Linked DNA regions of Homo sapiens: regions 1, 2, 4, 5 and 6 are each linked to region 3. Evidence: chromatin contacts called from ENCODE Hi-C or POLR2A ChIA-PET data. All regions are on one chromosome and are shown on one strand. Each heading gives the region's core, a stretch centred on a gene start or an enhancer-like site at or near the end of the contact. The rest is flanking DNA. Distances are from core to core; before and after follow the strand shown. Region 1 holds the start of EIF2AK4 (eukaryotic translation initiation factor 2 alpha kinase 4). Region 2 holds the start of SPRED1 (sprouty related EVH1 domain containing 1). Region 3 holds the start of ZNF770 (zinc finger protein 770). Region 4 holds the start of RASGRP1 (RAS guanyl releasing protein 1). Region 5 holds the start of OTUD7A (OTU deubiquitinase 7A). Region 6 holds the start of LINC01852 (long intergenic non-protein coding RNA 1852).

The links. A loop is a pair of places that touch in the nucleus more often than their neighbours do. ChIA-PET counts read pairs that join two places held with the same protein, here RNA polymerase II (POLR2A). Pooled maps may share reads with other maps.
Region 1: a loop to region 3 is called in a pooled map, with 4 times the contacts of the local background. The contact joins the promoter of EIF2AK4 here to the promoter of ZNF770 in region 3. A Hi-C loop is called at or near these places in 6 of 50 pooled maps. POLR2A ChIA-PET finds 5 or more read pairs at or near these places in 2 of 52 experiments (CD4-positive, alpha-beta T cell and activated naive CD4-positive, alpha-beta T cell).
Region 2: a pooled map shows a loop between it and region 3 (13-fold over the local background). The contact joins the promoter of SPRED1 here to the promoter of ZNF770 in region 3. A Hi-C loop is called at or near these places in 2 of 37 single-sample maps with no recorded cell type and 11 of 50 pooled maps.
Region 4: a map of B cell shows a loop between it and region 3 (26-fold over the local background). The contact joins the promoter of RASGRP1 here to the promoter of ZNF770 in region 3. A Hi-C loop is called at or near these places in 1 of 168 maps with a recorded cell type or tissue (B cell), 1 of 37 single-sample maps with no recorded cell type and 6 of 50 pooled maps.
Region 5: a loop to region 3 is called in a map of CD8-positive, alpha-beta T cell, with 18 times the contacts of the local background. The contact joins the promoter of OTUD7A here to the promoter of ZNF770 in region 3. A Hi-C loop is called at or near these places in 2 of 168 maps with a recorded cell type or tissue (CD8-positive, alpha-beta T cell and naive thymus-derived CD4-positive, alpha-beta T cell) and 6 of 50 pooled maps.
Region 6: a loop to region 3 is called in a pooled map, with 2.1 times the contacts of the local background. The contact joins the promoter of LINC01852 here to the promoter of ZNF770 in region 3. A Hi-C loop is called at or near these places in 2 of 37 single-sample maps with no recorded cell type and 2 of 50 pooled maps.

What each region holds. Positions count from the first base shown.
Region 1 is chr15:39,932,166-39,935,579 of GRCh38, reverse strand. It overlaps EIF2AK4 (eukaryotic translation initiation factor 2 alpha kinase 4), which reads right to left and starts at 1,465. Exons shown (of 39, transcript NM_001013703.4): 1 at 1,241-1,465. The coding sequence starts at 1,384. RefSeq lists a silencer at 1,183-1,592 and an enhancer at 1,613-1,752.
Region 2 is chr15:38,250,568-38,254,150 of GRCh38, reverse strand. It overlaps SPRED1 (sprouty related EVH1 domain containing 1), which reads right to left and starts at 1,315. Exons shown (of 7, transcript NM_152594.3): 1 at 934-1,315. The coding sequence starts at 965. RefSeq lists silencers at 1,106-1,155, 1,166-1,225, 1,406-1,505, 1,606-1,655, 1,666-1,965 and 2 more.
Region 3 is chr15:34,986,833-34,990,381 of GRCh38, reverse strand. ZNF770 (zinc finger protein 770) reads left to right here and starts at 2,095. Exons shown (of 3, transcript NM_014106.4): 1 at 2,095-2,266; 2 at 2,709-2,825. LOC105370764 (a long non-coding RNA gene) reads right to left here and starts at 2,024. Exons shown (of 5, transcript NR_188212.1): 1 at 1,898-2,024; 2 at 572-697. RefSeq lists enhancers at 1,911-2,000, 3,407-3,456, 3,537-3,549.
Region 4 is chr15:38,563,341-38,566,627 of GRCh38, reverse strand. RASGRP1 (RAS guanyl releasing protein 1) reads left to right here and starts at 1,814. Exons shown (of 17, transcript NM_005739.4): 1 at 1,814-2,034. The coding sequence starts at 2,000. RefSeq lists enhancers at 1,208-1,397, 1,239-1,750 and silencers at 1,608-1,657, 1,818-2,057, 2,088-2,307, 2,318-2,517.
Region 5 is chr15:31,869,416-31,873,112 of GRCh38, reverse strand. OTUD7A (OTU deubiquitinase 7A) reads left to right here and starts at 2,440. Exons shown (of 13, transcript NM_001382637.1): 1 at 2,440-2,606. RefSeq lists a silencer at 2,408-2,477.
Region 6 is chr15:38,070,811-38,074,313 of GRCh38, reverse strand. LINC01852 (long intergenic non-protein coding RNA 1852) reads left to right here and starts at 1,324. Exons shown (of 3, transcript NR_147201.1): 1 at 1,324-2,266; 2 at 2,357-2,484. RefSeq lists an enhancer at 981-1,846.

The sequences.
Region 1 (3,414 bases), core at 216-2,715, 4.9 Mb before region 3:
GTGAGAGGATTGCATGAGCTCAGGAACTTGATACCAGCCCGGGCAACAGAGCAAGACTCTGTCTCTACAAAAAATTAAAAAAATTAACCAGGTGTAGTGGCATGTGCCTGTAGTCCCAGGTACTTGACAGGCTGAGGCAGAAGGATTGCTTGAGAATAAGCTGCAGTGAGCCGTGGTCATGCCTCTGCACTCCAGCTTGGGAGACAGAGCAAGACCCTGTCTCAAAAAGAAAAAAAAAAAAAGCAGATGAAGTTAGAACTATGTTTTAAATGATAATATGATAATATTCAGAAATAGTTTGGTAGATCAACTCTTCAAGGATGGGGAAAAAACTGTCAGTATAAATACTTTATAACGTGCCTTAATTTCCAGACAAAAAGGCAAAATATTATTTTAAACAAAATGCCATTTTAAAAGGTCTAGAGCTAGAGCAAGCTGGTCTAACCCGAGGCCCATGGGCCGCTTTGAATGTGGCCCAACACGCATTCGTAAACTTTCTTAAAACATTGAGGTTTTTTTGCGAATTTTTTTTTTCTTTTAGGTCATCAGCTATCCTTAGTGTTAGTGTATTTTGTGTGTGGCCCAGGGAAGCCAAAAGATTGGACACTCCTTCTCTAGACTCAGTCTAGAACCCTCTCTCTACTACAGCTAAGATGAATGTGTGCTTTATTCTGAGCTAAATGTCTTAGAGGAAGGTGCAGAGGTATGGAAAGTTCCTCCATACCGGAAAACACAGTGAGGATGCCTGGGGAGTACAGAGGGAATTATGTGGCGTGCAGATTTGAATGCATGGATGAGACTTGAGAATTCTGATTGAGGACGTAAGGCCTGTGCGAGAGCCCAAAAAGCGTTCTCAGAACAAAGTAGCAAGGGGCGCGTATGAATTGCTGTGGTATCATCCGCAAGGGCTTTCAGAGGGGAAAAAGGACAAGGTTGGAAGGAGGCAGTTATGTTATGGGATGTAGGCAGGAATAAGAAGCAGTGCCAGGTAAGAGGGAGGAATCCAGGGGGATTCCTCTGGGGAAATCATGGGGAAAGGACTGTAGAAGAATTCGGCCTAGGTGGGATTCTGCAGACCAGCTGCAGGTGCAAGGACTAAAGTGAGCATGGGTGGAACCTAAGGGATGAAAAGACTGCAGGATCCTAAAGCGGCGGCCCAATCTGGAAGTGTCCGGGCTTTGGCCCAGGGCCCGGGGAGGCCAGGGCACGCCAGCCCGGGCCTGACAAGCCACGTTCCTACCGGTCCGCAAGCGTCCGGCCGCAGGTCTTGGAAGTCCGCGCCGTAAATGGCCTCCAGGGCCTGTAGCTCGTGGTCCTGTCGTTGCGGGTAGCTCTCCGGAGGCTCGTCCCGGCCGCGCCCGGGGGCCCCACGGCCCCCAGCCATGGCAGCGCTGCGCCCAAGGCAGGGCGGCCTTGCCTGGGCGGCGGTGGGCCCCCGGCAGCCTGCGGGGCGGGGCTCCGCGCTGGGGACGGGCTATGGGCGGTGTTCCACGCTGGAAACGGGCTCGTGGGCGGGGTTCCGCGCCGGGGACGGGCCGTAGGCGGAGCTCCGCGCCGGGAGCTAGCTCCGGAGGCTCCAGAAGCCCAGGCGAAGGAAGAAGGCAGGGGGACAGCTTTGCCCACATCCTGCTGGGGGAAGGGGAGCAAAGGAACTCCACGAACTTAAGAAATGAATCACAGATAGGAATGAAAACGCCACATTGTATAGTTTTCACGAAACAAGTATCTTTAACAGAAGTGCTTGCTGGAACTTCTCCACCCTGGCATGGCTAGTGCGGGAAACTCTTTTTTCTTTTTTTTGGCAGAGTTTCGGCTCTTGTTCCCCAGGCTGGAGTGCAGTGGCGCGATCTCGGCTCACTGCAACTTCCGCCTGCCGGGTTCACGCGATTCTCCTGCGTCAGCCTCCAGAGTAGCTGGGACTACAGGCGCGCACCACCACGCCCGGCTAATTTTTCTATTTTTAGTAGAGATGGTGTTTCACCATGTTGGCCAAGATGTTCTCGATCTCCTGACCTTGTGATCCGCCCGCCTCGGCCTTCCAAAGTGCTGGGATTACAGGCATGAGCCACCGCGCCCGGCCGGGAAACTCTTAAAGGGCAGACGTCGATGGGTTCTGAGGTCACTTCTAATTTCACCTTGTACCTTCCCAGAACAAGACTACCGGGAGTAAAAATTGTGACCCCCCCCACCCTCCTTCCTCCCACTTTAGTACCCCCAAACTTATTCTCTGAGCCACAGATTCAACACCCTCATTATGTTCTCTGTCTCTACATTCCCCAGCTTTGGGGATCTCCACTACCACCTTGCAAATTCAATTGAAAACTGTCTTTCCACTCAGGCATCTTTATGAGCTACCTTCCCATGAAGAGAATCATGTTCCCTTCCCAGTTCACTCAGTGTGAATTTAGGGAGTCTTTGTGTTATATCCTGCCTCAAGTCGTCGTTTTTCAAGTTTATAAAATAATAACCTGTCTACCCAGACATTGTTATTGCACTTCATCTTCAGTAACTTACTAATGCTGCATGTCCATTTCGAATAATCCTATTGTACTAACCCAAGTTAGGTTTAAGTGACGTTTCTTCTGTCTACCTTGCTTACTCCTCCACTGTTCACTAAATAATGATTGTGTAAATTCCTTGCTGCCATCTATCCACTCATTTCTGGCCAGATAACACAAATGCACTAGCTTGACCCAAGGCCAATTTAAATCATCATCTTCCCTCTGCTGGAGACCCGTTCCTTCTCCAGTGATCTCTGACTAGGTAAATGGCACCATTCAACTGAGTGTGATTCTGAATTCCCTTTCTCTCAACTCACATCCAAATAGTCACCACTTCTGTCCATCCACTACACTCTAACCCATTGCCACTAACTTAGTTCAGGCTACTGTCACCAATTCCCTGGGTTACTTCAATAACTCTCTTAATTAGTCACTGTCTTCATTCTTGCCCCACATTAAGCCATTCTTCCTATTGCAGCCAGAGTAATGTTTCTAAATTGCAAATATGGCCATTGCACTCTAATCCTTAAAATTACTCCATTTCTCTATTGGTCTTTAAAAAAATTCTTTTAAACCTATATTTATGAAAATGTCAAACATACTTAGAAGTAAACTCCTCTGTACTCATCATCCAGCTTCAACAACCATAGATATTTTGTCAATTTTATTTCATCTCTTCTCTCCATCCCTCAGGAGTGTTTTTTTTAAGTCTCAATCATATCATTTTAAAAAATAAATACCTAAGGATATATCTCTAACTAGAAAAGGAACCAACATAACATATTACTAATCTTATACCCTAAAAATGTAACCCTTTGGCCAGGGACAGTGGCTCACACCTGTAATCCCAGCACAAGGTGGAGGATCACTTGAGGCCAGGAGTTTGAGACCAGCCTGGGCAACATAGCGAGGC
Region 2 (3,583 bases), core at 66-2,565, 3.3 Mb before region 3:
AAACGGATGCTAATATTCTGCTTGGAATTAAATCCCTTCTCAATAGAAAAGTGTTGCCAACCATTATTTCTCCACGCAGCTGTCACGTTAAAGCAAAACATTTAAAAGACGAAGTATTTCGTTTGGAAAGCAAGGAGAAAGCCCAAATAAGCTAAAACTTAAACCGGAATGCTCTAAAAGTTAATGAAATCACCAACATATTCAGCAATGTAAATTCGGTTACATCAACGTAAATCATGTGTTTTCACATAGCTGAAAGGTAAAAATTAGCATTCAAAATTCTTCTCCGTTCCTGAAGACACGTCCAATATTCACAAAGGTAAACTCTAGCTCAACATCGCCCACACTCCAGGTGTCCTTAATCCTATTAAATTCTAAAAATGTTTCCCTAACCCTATTTTTTACAAGAATCTTACAGGTCATAAGTTTAAAAGGGGGAGGGGGGAGAGGGTGAAGGCTTAATCGGTATTTAAGAGTCACTGACTCATCGAATTAAGATTCAAGAGCAGTTTGCTGCAGGAGGTGCTCCCACACATTAGTTTCCAAGTGAAACAGCTATAAAGGAAGTAGGATGGATACTGAAGGTATGGTGACTGGTATGTGAGTGAAAAAGGACGGGACAGGGGTCTCACAGGCAAAGGGGTAGTTTCTACTCCACTTCCATCCATCCACATTATTCCCTCTCATAGACGTACAATTGCCATCCTCTCCCAACACTTAATCCCCTACCCCAAAAGAAAGCAGCTAAATGTGGGAGGATGGGGAGGGGTGCTGCCACTAAAAATGGCTAAAGAAATCAGCTATCTCCAGAAGATGCACCGAACTCTCCAGGGTCGCAAGCTTTCCGGCACCCAAGTTTCGGATGGGTCTGGGGGAGAGCCGAGGGCGGATAGGGGGAGGGGGATTAGCAATCGAGATCAATGAGGCGCTTACTCGTTGTCAGAAGTCGCCGTCTCCTCGCTCATCTTTCCCTCACCGTGATCCGATCTGGAGATGGAGGAGCAACAGCAGGCGGGGGAGCAACAGCAGCACCGAGGGGCAGGAGGCAGCGGCGGCCGGGGGGGCGCGGGGGCAGCGGCACAGGGGCCTCACCATGGTGGATGCCTCACCCAGAACGGTACCCCCCCAGCCGGGAACCCCGGCCACCCCCGCAGGGGGGTGGCGGCAGCAACCTCCGCCGTGGCGACCCCAGCCTCTTCCCCCGCCTCAGTGCCCAGCCAAGGGATCCGAGGAGGCCCGGTGGAAAGGGAAAAAGAGAGGGGCTGCAAAGGCTGACTGGAGAGCTGCTCCTCCAGCCACTGGGGTGGAGCGCAGCGGGGTCCGGCCAGGAAGGAGTCGGCGGGCGGAGAACCCGGGAGCAGAGGCGGCGCTTCCCTCAGGGATGCGGCGAGGAGGAAGCAGAGCTCCGCTCGGTGGGGGCCGGCGGGGGGGTGCCGAGCCCAGGCTCCGGGCAGCGGCGGCGCGGTCCTGCCGGAGCCCACCCCACCATCTCCCGCCTCGCCGCCGGCTGCCCCTCAACCCCCGGCGGCGTCTGGGTCGGTCCTCAGGCGCCGGCAGAGCAGGGCTAGGGGCCCCGCGGCGGCGGATTCCTCCAGACACGCTCCAGCCGGGACTCCTCCTCAGGGGGGTGGAGGGGGCGGCGGGGAGCGTGTGAGGCGAGGGGCAGGCAAACCGATCGTTCCCACCCGGCCGGAGAAGAGCGGGCGGGCCCGGGTCCGGGGGGCAGGATCCCGAGAAGCGGCGGGAGAGGACAAGAGCGGCTGCAGGTTCCCCGCCAGCCAGTGCCCACCAGCAGCTCAGCGGGCCAGCTCCTCACGCCCGAGAGAGGGGAGCCGCGAGGGGGGCGGCGGAAGCGCTCACGCCGCCCGCTCCTTCCGCCGCCGCAGCCGCTGCCCGAACCGGGGGCGCCCGCGAGAGAAGGAGGCGAAGTAGTCCCTCGCGACTTCTCCCGGCCGCCCGCTTTCCCCGGAGGCCAGAGCGGGCGCGGGGTGGGGCTGCCGAGCGGGGTGCCCAGGCTGTGAGGGTGTGTGGGTAGGACTAAAAGCCGCGGCCTCCGGGCGAATCACTGCAACTCGAAGTCATGTGCAGCATAGCAAGTTTCAGGAAAGTAGTTCCCTCCTCCCTTCATTTCCCAAATCGTTGTCGAGCCACTTAGCGGAGAAAGGGGGAGGGAGGCGGAGGGATATCCTCCCTGCACCGTGCTCGGTGTGCGTGCGCGCGCTCCAAACTCTTGGCACGCCGCGAAAGGGGGCGGGGGTGGGAGCTGCGAGGGGAGCTGCTAGGGAGGTTGCATTGTTGTGGCGCGTTACTCCCCGTTACTCTGCTTGGAATATCCGGGTTGCTTGAACGAAGAGGCTAGAAAGACAGTGTGCTCAGAGGGGAAATCTGGAGGCTACTCTCTTCTGCCGTGTGTGTGTGTGTGTGTGTGTGTGTGTGTGTGTGTGTGTGTGTGTTTTCTTTGCAGAGCAAAGAATGGAACTGGCATGAGTTCATCTTTAGTTAGTGGGGGTTAGAAGCAGGGACTGCAAAGAGAGCTCCTCCTGCTGTCCCCCTGGTTGCACTGCTGCAGTCCCCTAGCTGCATGCACGAAGTGTATGTGTGTGTGTGTGTGTGTGTGTGTGTGTGTGAGAGAGAGAGAGAGAGAATATGAGAATGTATGTGTGTTTTAACACCTCGCCTCGCTGCCTGGATTCTTACTGCGCAAGGGGTATGCTATCAGGGCATTCATCTCGGAAAGCTGGAGTGATTGTTAATGGAGAACGACTTCCATTGAAGCCCAGGGTAGGCGTGTTACATGAATCTGGCGCAGCCAGAACGGAGGAAATAACTCCCGCTGCGAGTGAGGTTGCATAACTATAGCGCAGGAGATGCTTCTGTGGCACGAACTGCTCTGAACGGAGGCGGACCGATTGGATAGACAGCTGTCACGAATGCATTGTTAGAAGACAAAGTATGCATTCATCTCAAAAGATTTTTGCACAGAAACCTACTGGGGTTGCGGGCTGGAGCCTAAGGTCAGCCCAGCCACAGGAGTCAGAGCTCCTGGCTCTGCAAATTCTATTATCTGTTCTCCACTTAGAAAACCAGCCTGTACATGAACCACCTTAGGGGACTGAATCCCAAGTGCTCCCAAGTTCCTGACGCATCTTCCCAGATATAAGTCTCGCCCTGCGTGCAATGTTTTTCTCTTCCTTCTCAGATTTGTGCGACCTAAGAATGAAGGTTGCCGCTGGTGCCACATTAAAGAGAACAATTCCCGAGGAAAAAAAGAAGTTGGGAGAACCTCGTTAACAAGGCAGCACTCCTCTTCTACCATCCCTCTCCAGGAATCGCAGGATTGTTGTTCTGAGAATGAGCGTGCACAGTAGTGCACTGTTAACAGTGTTTTGCACGTAGCAGGTGCTTAATAAATGTTTGACGAATGAACAGAGGCGCTAAACCAGTCAATGTACCCAAAAAACCATCCCATTGATTTCTGAGGTCTCTTTATGTAACTTGATTCCTGCCTCAGCAGCAGCATTGTCCTTACTCTTGAGAAAGAGAGGGGCAATGTTGATGATGGTCTGTGCTAGACATGACCTCT
Region 3 (3,549 bases), core at 846-3,345:
CCGGCTAATTTTTGTATTTTTAGTAGAGACAGGGTTTCACAATGTTGGCCAGGCTGGTCTCGAACTCCTGACCCATGATCTACCCGCCTCGGCCTCCCTAAGTGCTGGGATTACAGGTGTGAGCCACCGCGCCCAGCCTAGGTTAAATAACTTCTAAGGACACAACTAGTAAGCTGCAGCATTAAGATACTAATTCAAACGTATGTCATGCACCCCCTTTATTTTTCATTCTCATACTATCTTTTCTTCACCCTGCCACCTCTGCCCTACCATGTTCTGTCCTGCCCCCACATTTTTTATTTATTCATAGTCTACCCACTACTGCTAGTTCAAATTTCACATATTCAATGAAATCTTCCTTGATTACTCTTATTCATGTTAATTTCTCTTTTTTTTCCAGAAGGCTCCTGAGATAGCTCTCACGGTAAATGGGGGAGGTTATGACATGGGGCATGTGGCCTTGGAGAATAGCCTATTCAAGTCCTAACTGCTTTCACACTCAATATATATTCAGACTCTCCATGCAAAGGCCAATTTGTTTTGCAGGTAATGGATAAAGAACGAATCTCACCCTCCAGTGGTCCCCAATTTCAGGTAGTGTTTTCTCATGATATGGATGTATCTCCTAAGGCTGATGTGGCTGATGATGGATGCAATTGTTTGCATTATTTGGCTGAGTTAAGTTTCCCAGGAGTAGCTGCAGAATGGAGCAGATTTACAAGGGTTATCCGGACAAACAGCATCCCCACTTTGGGACTAGCATTTAGGACACCAGAAGTCTTTCCTTTCCCTTCTCCACCCCTGCTTCTGTTGGAAGCAGACTTCAACCCCTCCCAAATCTGACTCCTTCAGGGTTCCTACATGAGAAGCAAAAGCTCATTTCCTATTCGCCATTTCCTCATGCTAACACATCCAAAACAGAGAATTTTTGTTGGCTCAGCTGCTTTAATTTTTTTGGTAGAGGAAAATATATCAACATTAGAAACCATTGATTTTTGTTGCTGATGGTCCTTAGAAAGTAATGCAAAAAGTTGCTTAGAGTTAAAAAAGTATGCCTGATAATCTGCTTTCATTTCCTCCTTTCTCAAGGTGATACAATTACAATCAGAACCTGCAAAAAATCCACAGTAAATTCTTCTCTAATGCCTTTTGCACTTAAAATCTTTAGTAGATACCTTAGCATCTTATTCAGTAATAACATGCCAACTTAGTCTGTAACTAAATATTTGGTCTTCAATTGTGACTACATAAAATGCTGAAATATCTATAACTTGGGAAGCAGCAGTTATAAATGCAGGTCTGGTATTAGACAACCTGTGTTCAAATCGCACCTCTATCGTTTATTAACTGTGTGACATTAAGTTCCTTAACGTCTCTGATAGCCTCATTTTCCTCATCTTAAAATGGGATCCTATCATTTCATAAAGTTGTATTCTATATGAGTAATTAATAATGATAATAGTTCTTTGAAGGCCTACTACACTAGGAATTATGTTGAGCACTTCACACTCATTTTATCTAATTGTGAGAACAGGGCTTCGTACACTGTAGACAACCAAAACATACTGAATGATTGAGGCGGGGCTAATGAGGTCCGCAGCTGGCACGCCATTAGAGGAGTCGCGAGTGGAGCTCAGTCATGTCTGCCCACAAAGCGCCTGCGCTTGACCTCTACGTTATATTTACTTTGGCAATGTACAAAGTGGTGAGGACAGTCCTAGCCCGGAGGGCCCCTAACACATTGTCGTCTTCTTATCCTCGGCCCTCTGCGTTAGAGAGGGCTGCCCCGAATCGGCTTTGAACGCTGACTCGCCCTTTTCCAGTCGGCCCTTGAGCCCACTAGTCAGGGCTACAGCGTTTTCCTAACCGAGGTTCAGAGGTGAGATGGAAAATGTACCCGTCTTTATTCTGTTCTCTCCCCTGCAATGACAGGGTGAATGGCGGTGGGGTTGGGGGCACGTCTCCAGAGTCCCAGTCCGCTCGGGACCCGCGGACCGCCCGGAGGCGACAACGGCCCTGAAATTGGGGGGAGCTTGTTTCCAGCCGGACTGTGTCCCTGGGCGCGCCAGAGCGCCGCGCCTGCGCGCTCAGCCCGTTGCCGCGCCGGCCCTGCGGACGTGCGCGCGCTGCCTTCGCGGCACCTGGGCCTGAGGTGCGTGCCTCCCGGGCCCTCGCCAGCTCCAGATGCGTGAGGAGGACTTCAGAAACCCGACTGAGAAGTGGAGCGACCCCCAGGGAGGGTCGGACCTGCCTCAATACCGCCAAGGTGCCTGGGGACCCAAGAACGGGGGCTCCACAACCTCAGTTCCTGAGCTCCTTTTGCTTTCTCACTTCCCCACCTATTGAGTGCGTCTCACGCGGAGCAGAAATTTGAGAGGAAGGCGTAGAGGGATTTTTTTTTGTTGTTGCTGTGGGTTGTATCACATGTGGCGTTTTCATCCTGGCTGCAGCCAAAGCAGTTTTTACCCTTACCCTTCCTTTCCTGGCGTGGGATTTTGTGGTTTCTGGACTCGGCTCGACCATTACGTGCTTATTATTGGTTGTGGGCCTTTAGAACGAGGACTGTGTGTCAGTGTCCTTTGTCCAGTGTAGTCCACTGGGAGGGAGAGGTGAGGGTTCAAGGCCAAGAGAATGGGCCCGGGGCGAGTGGGGCAGAAGCAGCCGCCGGAGATTATTCCCCAACTGAAAGTTGTGTGTGTTTCTCTTAGGTCTTTCATTTCTTGTTCGCTTACTTTCGTGAAATCCTCACATCGTTTTAATGGTACTAGTCAAGACAAGAAAATCAACAGGCTTTCAGCCTTGAGGCAACATTGGATATTATTGAGGTCAGTTTTTACAGTTTTTACAGTCTTCACGTAGAGTATCTTGTTCTTGTCAGGATAAATTCTGGATTGAACCACTGAGCAGATCTACTATTCTTTTATTTCAGTTTAAGATAAGAAAAATTACAGTCTTTTTTATTTTTATGTTATCAACAAAAATCGGTTGAAATGGGATTTGGAGCTCCATGAGTGCGTGAGGTGAGGATCCCTAACCTGACTCTCATAAACAGGAGATAGGATCACCACTTGCCACTAATGGTTCTAACAATCTAGGGCTCCCAGTAAGTGCTTTTCCACGTGGTGGGAGGCAAGTGACAACAGTTATCCAATCTTAGTGCTAACAATGGATGATTAACCGTAGCTCCTTTTTGGTACAGGAGCTGTAGGTAGCCAATCCCTGTTTTAATCAGAGGTAGTTGTGGTGTGTGATTTTTTTCTTTTAGGCGTGTTCCACGAAAGCATTTATTAAAGGGAAGAAGAAACATACAAAAGGAATTGAATCTGGCTTTATACCAAAATCCTGTGTGATCATTCAGTCCTGACATTGGACAATTACCAGGCTTTGCCTGACTGGCCTCAAGGGCCAAGCTGTCCTCCCACACCATACTCGATATGGGCCGGTGCATTGCAGTTTTCTGGAGGGGGTTGCAGTCAAGGACTTGCCCTGCCCCTCCTGCTAGATATGCAAATCCCATAACTTCTTTCCTAGCCTGGGTACCTCCATTTG
Region 4 (3,287 bases), core at 565-3,064, 3.6 Mb before region 3:
AAGTGTAAATATTATAGATTTAAGTAGGGTAAAGAGCTCATTCTGTAGTAGAGGGGTCAGTGAAAAGTAATTGTTCACCTGGTAATAAGAGAAGATCTCTGTGAACAAAGTCTAAGACTGCAAACTTAGGACTGTTGGGAGATAGTCAGATAGATTCATATATAGATACAAATCTTTACCATCCTCAGACATCCGCCAACTTGGTTGTTTAGGTTGTAGGGCTTACATGAGGAAGGGTGTATAATAGATAACTCTAAAAATGTTTGAGCCTTAGACCCAGTGAGTGAGAAAGAGTGTCATCATTTAATATTCTCCTGACATTCACCTGCCCCTTCTGCATCTGTGGCTGTGACTGAGGACTTGGTTCTTTATATCACCCAGTGTTCATGAGGATTCTCTGGAGAAATTTCTTGCTGGTCTCAGTATCAAGAAAGGGGGATCTTCTCTTGAGCAATTTTGTTTTTGGTCTTGCATGTGATAGGAATTGAACTTTAGACAAGGCCTCTCTTTAAACTTGACTGCTAGAAATGCAGGAGACAAATTTTGGTCCCACCTGTAGCAAGGGTATTTGACTCTATGAGATGCATTTATTTCAAATGATGTTCATTTTTGGCTCCATCTTGTGTGCCTCATTTTTCATTTCACACACTTCTTTTTGTAGGTTATGTGCTCTTGTAAGCTATCTCGAATTCTGTTTTAAGGACAAGGTAGCATATAAATATAAGGAAATATATAAATGAAACAGAGGAAGGCTTTAAAGTCCAGAACACTATGGCCAGGAAGACAACTATGACTGTGGCTAGAGTTATGGTCTGTGGCCGTGATAATGAGTGTGTTATTAGGGCAGTCCAGCAGTGATTACAGGGAGTCAGACAGACCTCAGTCCAAGTCAGAGGTCTCTCTGCTGTTTATTAGTTGTATGATCTAAGGCATAGCATTCTCTAAACCTTCATTTTCTCATCTTTACAACAGTGATCTCTTTGTATCAGGGAGAGTGGATTAAATGAGGTAATGTATAGAAAGCACTTAGCACAACCGCACTCAATCATTAGCTATTGAGATTATCAGCACTATCACCTGGACAAGCAGCGGATGGGCCGCCCCTCTTGGCCAGGTCTTCTGTGCGCACTGACGTTGTATGAAAGTTGTCCCCACATCTCCTACACCCACCGACGCCAGGCGGCCGCGTCTGGGCCAGATATGGATCACGCCTGTGGAGCGCACCTCCACACAGGCAGCCCTCGTCCAAGGTGCAGGGCGCAGGGCACAGGGCACATGTCTACGGCCCAGTCCTGCAGACGGCTACCTAGAGACCCCAGGGCACAGGTTAAGGCAACTTCACAACTGTCTTTCCGTTCCTTTCCCCTGCCGGACTCCGCGCTCTGATATATACAGGAGAGGCCCTGGAGGGGAGAAGGCGTCCTCACTGCAGTGCTCCGAGCAGCGGCCGCAGGAAGAGGCGTGGAAGCTGCGGGTCGGCTGCGGGAAAGGGGGTCCCATGGGAGCCGCTAGGCGCAGCCCGTTTCCCGAGCTGAGGTGGAGGTCGACGGGCACAGGTGCCCTGCAAGGCGCGGGCGTGGTAGCCGGGAGCCCGCTCCTCTCCAACTCCCCTGAGACTTAACCCTTTGGCCAAGAGAGGTCGAAGGCGGGCAGGGGTGAGAGAACCGCGCGAGGCGCAGGCCGGGGCACCCGCGGAAAGGGGGCAGGTTTCGGGGAAGAGCGGCGGGGCGCCGCACGTTTCCTGCAGCCGCCAGCATCAGCGTGTCAGGTGGTTGCCAGGCGGGTGTGAGCGCGCGCGCGAGGCAGAGGGGGCGCGCTCGCACAAAGTTTGTGCCTGCGGTGCACCTCGGTCGGGCTCGCCGGGCTCGAGGGCTGGCGGGCGCCGGGGCTACGAGGCCCGGGGGGGAGAGAGCCGGCAGGCGGCGGCGGTGGTGGCGGGGGCGATGCGCCGCGCCCGGCCGCGCTAGGTGAGCCGGCACCGGGAGCGCGGGCCGCGGCCATGGGCACCCTGGGCAAGGCGAGAGAGGCTCCGCGGTGAGTAGAGGCGGCCGTGGCCCTCGGGAGCGCCTGTGTCCTTTCTTGGGAAAGAGGCCCCTGCCCGTCGCCCCAACACCCCGAGGGAAGTTGAGGGCGGAGGGGGGCCGGGGTCGGCCGGAGTCCCGGGACACCAGCGCGACGGGCGGACGTGTCCAGAACGCCCGGCGCGCTGCGCCCGGGGTTTCGGGGAGGGAGCTGGGGCTGAGGGGTGGTAGAGGGGCGGCCGCGAGGCCAGAGCTCGTCCGGTGAGATCTGCTAGGGCCGAAGCTCTTCGCGGAGCCGGCGCCCGCCCGCCGACTTCCTCCCCCACATCTCCACGCCCGGCATCGGGACTCCCACTCGCGGACTTTCCGCGCTGCCCGCACCTGCTGGGGCGCTGGGCTCCGGCTGCGCCACCTGGTGGCCCCTCCCGGCCCTGCCCAGAACGGCCGAGGAGCTTGCAGGGAGCCCGCAGAGGTGGCACCCCTCGGTTGCCCCTGCCCCACGGAAGTTTCCAGATCCGTGGGTCAGGGAAACATATCGCCTTCCGTATGGGAAGCTGCACTCCTCTCCCCCTCACTATGATTCTATAGAGGGTCTTGGATAACAGAAGTTGAAGAAAGAGGGACAGTGAGTGAAAGGGCTCTTGGCCAGGCAGCTTTGAGTTTGTAGCCAAAGGACCAGAACTAGGCAACTGCATGAACAAAGGCCTGGCCTCGGCGTAGGGGCTGGACAAGTTGTGCACTTCACAACTCCATTCACATCGACACTGATGGGACTGTGCCTTGCACCACCATACCCAGTAGCGGCAGGAAGCTTGCGATGCTGGACTTCCCGTGCTTATAATCCCAGGAACGAAGGATTCTTGGCCCTGTATGCACGCCCTGCCTCTCCCCATCCAGGTATCCCCTGAGGGTCCACCACTGTACTTTGCACTAGATTCAGAAGGAGGAGTTCAGTACATTAAATTGAGTATTGTAAGGGGAAGAGGACGGGACTGGAAGGAATCCATACTAGAAGTCAAGAGAGTCACCTTCCACTGCAAAGAAAGTTGTGGAAGTTCCAGTTCCCTTGCTCCATTTCATCTCTTACTTTTCTAGGCGGATTTCATAAAAAGCTCAGCCTGAAACTGACCTCCACTGAGATACCTATGCCTGGAGAGGATTTCACCTAAACCAGTTTAGAGTTTTGACGGTCTCCTTCAGCAAACCTATGGGGCTTTGGTTACTTTTAGGCTTGGAAAACACCTTCAAGTTAATTTGTTTCTCTCG
Region 5 (3,697 bases), core at 1,191-3,690, 3.1 Mb after region 3:
TGATACAACTACATTTTACAGAAAAGCAAACAGATCACCTAATAGCTCTGTATCCACAAAGAATCAATAATTAATGAAGTCTCAAAAAAATCACCAGATTCAGATGGTTTCACCAGGGAATTTTACCAAACATTTATGGAAGAATTGATATAGGTTCTTTACAATTTCTTACAGAAAATACAAGTAAATATTACTTCTTAACTCATTTTATGAGGCCAGCATTACCGGCATACCAAAATAAATTAAAGACATTACAAAAAAGAAAACTATAGCCAAATATTTCTCATGAACATAGATGCAAAAGTCTTCAACAAAATATTAGCATATTGAATACAATGGTGTATAAAAACAATTATATACCATGCCCAAGTAGAATTTGACCCAAGTATGCAAGACCGGTTCCTTGAAAATCAATTGAAAATCAATGTAACCCATCATATCAACAAGCTAAAGAAAATAAAATCACATGACCGTATCAATAGATGCAGAAAACGAATTTGGCAAAATCCAACATTCATTCATGATAAAAACTCTGCAAACTAGGAATAGAGAGAACTTCCTAATCTTGATAAAGAAGAACTAAAAAAATCCTACTGCTAACATCATATTTAGTGGTAAGAAACTGGATACTTCCCCTAAATTCAGGACAGGACTGTTAAGAGAATGAAAAGACAAGCTTCCACTGGAAGAAAATACCTGCAAAACACGTATCAGATAAAGTACTTCTATCCAAAATACACAAAGAACTCTTAAAACTCAACCATAAGAAAACAACCTTTTTTTTTTAATGGGCAAAAGATGTGAACAAACATCTCACCAAAGAAGATATACAGGTGCATATGAAAAGTTGCTCCACATAATTTTTCAGTAGAAAATTGAAAATTAACAACGATATAGCACTATATGCCTACTAGAATGTCTAAAATTATAGATGATAGACGGATGGATGGATGGATGGACAGATAGATAGATAAAGATAGCCAATATCAAGTGCTGGTGAGGATGAAGGAAAGGGATTCATATTTGCTGACAGTTATAAAAATGCTATAGCCACTCTAGAAAACTGTTTGGTTCTTATAAAGTTAAACAAATTTACCATAAGATCTAGCAATTGCACTCCTAGATATTTAGTCAACTAATTTAAAAAATTTGTCCGTACAAAACGCTGCATGCAAATGTTTATAGAATGTTTATTCACAGTCGCCAAAAACTGGAAACCACGCAAATATTCTCCAGTGGGTGACTAAACAAAATGTGGTACAAATAATGAGACTCCCCTCAACAATAAAAAGGACTATTACTATACACAATAACATGGATGAATCTCCAAGGTATAATGATGAGGGAATAAAGTCAGTTTCAAAATGTTACATATTGCGTAATTCCATGTATACGACACACTCACAAAGACAAAACCGTAGCAATGGAGAACCTATCAGTGGTTACCAAAAGTTAGGGTTGGCGGGGGCGCTGTTATAAAAGGGCAGAACTAGGGAGCTCTTTATTGCGCTAGTGGTTACATGAATCCAAACAAGGGTTCAAGATCACAGGATTATATATCAAATAACCAATTTTACTGAATATCAATTTTAAAAGTCAAATAAATTATTAAACACTATTAAACATATACAATGTTTAAAGTCAAGCAAAAAGTCCTAAACTAAAAGTAAAATAATGATTGTTTAGAAGTACACCAGGATGGTATGGGTCATCTGCAATATAACGTCCTGTTTGGGATAAGGAAGCGTGACTACATCTACAGGGTGACGTGAGAAGGGCCCAGAGCAGCGAGCAGGTCTTGCCATCAGGGAGGGGAACCATCTGAAGGGGTGGCGTGAAAAAGTCTTTAGAGGAAGGCAAAAAATGGGAAAAGGTCAGAGAACCTTTTTGGGAGGTAAAAGGACCAGCTTTGGATTAGGCGTGATGCACAGGCCCCAGCGCAGGGCGTAGAAACTGCAGCCTGGACAGCCTGGGTGGGAGAAAGTTTGGGATGTTTAGGAAGGAAGGGTGCGCCAGCCAGGGGGAAGAAACGAGACAGGTGGCCGCAGATGGCGCGAGTCAGGCAGCAGGAAAAGGCAGGCTGTTTAAGCAGCCTTTTCCTGCAGTCCAGGCGGAGAGCGCAGAAGGAGCACCCCGAGGGGCAAGCATGGGAGAGCCGGAGCGGGCTCGCGGGCGCGCGGGCGCTGTACGTCCCCTCCTCGGCTCGCGGCCGCGAGCACGCGCTCTCCGTGCCCGGCCCCGGAGGGGCGGGGGCGGGGCACAGGCGCGGCGCGCGCACGTCCGCGCGGGGCGGGGGCGGGGCGCGAACGCGACCGGTGACGTCAGAGGAGGGCGCGCGCCCGGAGGCAGCAGGCGGAGCCGGGAGGCGGGCGTTGTGCGCGGCCGCGGGCGGAGCGGAGGGGCGCGAGGGGCGGAGCGGAGCGCGGGAGGAGGCGGGGGAGGAGAGGCCACCGGGACCGCGAGCGGCAGCTGGGGAGGGGGCCGCGGAGCCCGAGCGGGAGCAAAACAGCTGATCTGGTTTTCCTTTAAAGCGAGAGAAAATGGAAGTCGGGTAGCGGCGACTGCGGCGCTGCGGGCTGGCGGAGCGGAGCGGCGCGGCGCGGCAGGTAAGACGGCGCTGGCCGCGGTGCTGCCGGCGGGCGGCGGGGCCGGGCCCGCGGACCAGGCAGGTGCGCTCTCCGGGCGCGGGGCCGGCGCCGTCTCCTTCCCGAGCTCCGTGGCGAGGCAGGTGGGCGTTGAGGCCGGGCGACCGCGGGGCCGGGGCGCGGGGACGCGGGGGGCGCGGGCCCCGGCTGGGCTCGCCGGCGCGTCTGCATTGCGGGCTCCGCTCCGGACCCCGCGGGCTCCCGGGCCACCGGCTCCGGCCCGGCGTGGCGCGCCTCTCTCGGGCAGGGCGCGGCGCTACCGCTGGGTCGGGGCTGCTGCCTCCGCTCAGCCCTTTGGCTGTCCGCACTGGAACGTGATGCCAGGCGTGGGGCGACCGACCCCTCGGTCCGTGCGCGCGCGTCGGGGGTCCCGCGGCTCTTGCAGACGGCCGGGCAGGGCCCGGCCCCGAGCCGCGCGCGAGGCCGCTCGCCGGGCACCGGAGCTGTGACTGCGTGGGTCCCCGCGGCCCGGCGCACCGCCGTCCCGCTCGCTCTGCTGGGTCTCGCTGGACAGCAGGCAAACCATTAAGGCAATTTGGCTGTGAACCCAGAGGCCTTCCCTAGTATCTCCTCACTGGAGGGGAAAAAATTGCATCTGCGGTGCTTTAAGTGCTCCTTTAAATTTGGGAGATGTCAGTGATGTCATCATTAACTAAAACTTTCCTTCATTGGACACAACCGCTCAAGTGTACCCTCCTCCCTCCCGGTGAAGCTATTGCAGCCCTTTGAGAATCTCTGTAATAAAATGGATTTGCCTCTGCTCTGTAAACTCAGCTACCTCACACAAGTGCAAATGACTTTTATTTCTGTCTATTGGCTTGAGAATGTATAGATTTAAGAGTAGCTGAAGGGAAACTTGTGAGACCCCGATCAGGGAAACGCTTCATCCACAGCACAAGGATCCAGGGGAAAGTCATGTATGACATGCACATGGTTACCGCCAGGTGATACCTTTGTAAATGGAAGTGGGCTGTAAGAGGAACAATTTTTAAAAATATGATGAGGCAGATAATGTGTCCAGGAAAAGGTTGACAGCGGGGCCTAAATCTTTA
Region 6 (3,503 bases), core at 75-2,574, 3.1 Mb before region 3:
CAGGGTTTGGGTTATGGGTGGGGATGTGTCCTGGAACCAATCCCAACGGATACGGGGGAATGACTGTACTTTGAAGAGAGAGAGTAGCAATGTTCAAAATGCAGGAAGTGAAAGAAACACAGAGAGCATTCTTTGGAAAGATACTTGAAGGTTTTTTTCTAATCCTCAGCTCAAACCTGGGTTCCCACCCTTTTCCCACCAACTCAGAGAAAACTTTTTCTGACACAAAGGGAGAAAAGAAAACATATTTTTGAACAACACTTTTTTCTTGGAGGCTTTCTTTTTGAAAATTATTTTTAAGTTTGTTTGAGGCAATTTTTACTGGGATGAACCAGCTTCTTTTGGAGGGCGGACAAGTCTCTTCCCCTCTTAGATCTTATCTGCTTCTTATCTGTAAAATGAATGCATTAGGGTTGATAAGTCTTCCTATATCTGGTGTTCTTTGATTCTGCCATTCCCTGTTTAAGCCAGAGCCTAGGAATCTAGATCTGGAGGCTGTTTCTGTTTTAGATTGTGCACTAGAAATTAAGCACACACCGCCCCAACTCCCCCAGCTGCCTGAGACTTAAGAAAAAGTGAGACTGCAGTCCTTTGATTTGGCGTTAGAGCTCTCCGTGGCATTAACCTGTTGTTGGTCTAACCTGTGGGGCCAGAAGAAGTGTGCTCGAAATCTGTGAACATGGTTGCTGAACAAACGCGTTTTGGTTTCTTTCTTTTCCTTTTTTCCTTTTTCCCAGGAGTGAGGAGGGGGAGGAAAAAACTGGTCTTTGTTGTGAAGCCACGGTCCCAAACTTGAACCTAGAGGAATGTTAAAGCTCTGAAAAAAAGTTAGGGAGCAGCCTTGCAATTATGCACTCAGTCACAACAAGAGGGTAAGAACTTTCAAGGCACTGGATTGAAGAGACACAAAAGTCAGGAAATGACCCTTTCGTCGGGATTTCAGAGGCCGCAGAGGAGAAACAAAGTCCTCTCACAACTCGGGAAACTTCGGACCGTACCATCCCGAGGGGGCAAGGGTGGGGGAGGCCGGGAGAGGGCAGTGGAAATTGACATCTTCGTTCTCAACAAGCCGTGAGTAAACTGAGGATTTCCCGGCTGAAAGGACTCAGTGTCTGCCTGTCCCCGGCCCAGAAATGAAAGCGAGTTTCAGCCGATCCTCATTGTGGGGCCTGCTGAAAAAGCAGCCCGGGTCGCCCCGGCCAGCCCCGGCGTCCTGAATCGGAGCCCTGTGCGCGCCAGGCCGGGCCGCGCGCCCGGGTTGCAGGATGGCGTGCCCAGGCCAGCCCATCTGCGGCCGCGGGCCGGCGGGGAGGAAGCGTCCCTGGGGATGAATGGGGCTTTGTTCGTAGGCAGCCGCGGCTACCCTCTGCAGGCCCGGCCCGCACAACAGAGGCTGTATGCGAGAGGAATGGAAATGAGCCTCAGGCCCTGCCGAAGGAGCCCCATCCCCTTCCCCGCGCGGGGCTGAGGAATGCTGGCCAGCCGGAAAGGAACCCTCGCTGGGAACGCCGCTCTCGCGCCTCTGAAACCCCATTGAGAAGAACCCTTTGATGCAATTAAAGCGCATTTCATTGCAGGCCTGGGAGGAGGGAACGACCGGCAAGCTTTTTTCTGTCTCGGACGTGTGTATGCACCTTTGTGGGCCGGGTTACTTAGAGACCAGGCGGGAACTTGAGCTCCCTCTCTCGCAGACGTTCTGTAACATCAGAAAAGCGTACCCATAAACAGATTGGTTTTCACCAGGGGTGGAACTCAATTTGGACACGATCCAGGCTGACCTGCAGGCCGGGGTTCCTACTTTGAAAGGCTCTTTGGTGCGCCTTACACCCACCTTCCCTGCTGTAAAGGTTTAGGCGGAAAAGAAATTGCGTTTGCAGGAGGAAGTTGTTTCTGAGGTTACTGCTCAGCATTTTCCATTTTCTCAGTGGTGGGGTGGGCCGTGTCGCATATCCAGAAGTGATGTCACAGCCAGACCTGCAAAATGATGTAACCTGCAAGTGTTGAAGGACGACGATGGGACAGCTATTTTGATACTCGTATTATTTTATAACATTTCCCTGCTTTTTCCATTGAGACAACTGTGTGACCTCAGAAAATCCACATAGCCTCTCTGAACTTAGTATTTTTGTGTGTGTGTTAAAATGAGTATCACAAAGCCGGAGAACGAATGTGATGAAGTTCTGGGTGCTTGTGGAATTCTTTCTAAGTTGGAGGTGGACACTTTATCTACCTGCACAGGTGGAAGATATGTGGGTCTGGAACTCCGGTAAACAAAAAGATCCTATTGGGACCTCTATTTGGTTGACTTTGTGTCACTTTTTACTAGGGCTAATTGTCTAATGTCTCTTTCCACTAGTGTATGCCTCCTTGAGAACATGAACCTTTAAACAACAACAACAACAATAACAACACGAAGACAAAGTCCTGTCTGCTCTCCCAGGCTAGAGTGCAGCGTGCAATCGTGCAATCGCAGCCTACAGTAAGGTAGAATTCCTGGCCTCAAGCTATCCTCCTGCCCCACCGTGGCCTCCTGAAGGGCTCCGATTACAGGAGGGAGCCACTGCACCCAGCCAAACCTGTCTTTTATTCTGTATCTCCTGTGCCCAGAGCAGTCCCTGGCCCTGATAAGGGTTCAACAAATATGTTGAGTGAATGAACAAATACATTCAGGAGTGTAGGGATTGATACTAACTTGTTGGCTGTTTTCTGTTCCTTATAAATCTAAATAAGAAATAGGGAGAGCATGGTAGGTATTTGGGGTCCTCGGCGAGGCGTAAGTTCAGGAGAAGTTTGAAGGAAAGGGTAGGAAAACATTTTTGAGAGCACAAACATGCTACAAGTGTTTCCTGAAATGCCCCAAAGAAGAGTGCAGCACTCAGGTGGAGGAGTCATTTTTTCCAACTGAGTGGATGGTTAATACTGGCAAACATGAATCATGTTTTATATTCATAAGGAGTGTGCCTAGTCAATCACTGATTCTTTAAACACCCCAGAGAAGCAGGGCGGGAAGAGTAATGGCCATGCATGATGGACATCATTGTTTCTTATACGTTGCTCTAAATGTGTCCCCATGGTTCTTGTTATTTTGGGCCTGGTTTAGACTTCTATTTGGTTGTTTTCCTCTGAGGTCTGGAATACACGAATATGTTTTCCACTCAGAAAATCCAATACACTTTTGCATCCCAATCAGGAAGTTGATAAACATGAGATAGTAGAGTACTTGCTACCTTAAATATACCTCCACATGTCTGCAGGAAATACCATTCAAGTAATGCCTAGGTAAGCAAATGCCTGCTCCTGTCTTTTTCCCTCACTCTTACACCACACACACACACACACACACACACACACTGATCAGATGGTGAGTAATATAAAGTCTGTTTAAAGATGGGACCTCCATAATTCCTTGTTTGTGTCAGGGGCAATATGCGAAACACACGGCTGCCCACAACATTGTTTCTTGTCCTGTGGGTCCGTTTGGCTTTTTGTCTTGATGTGGGCAT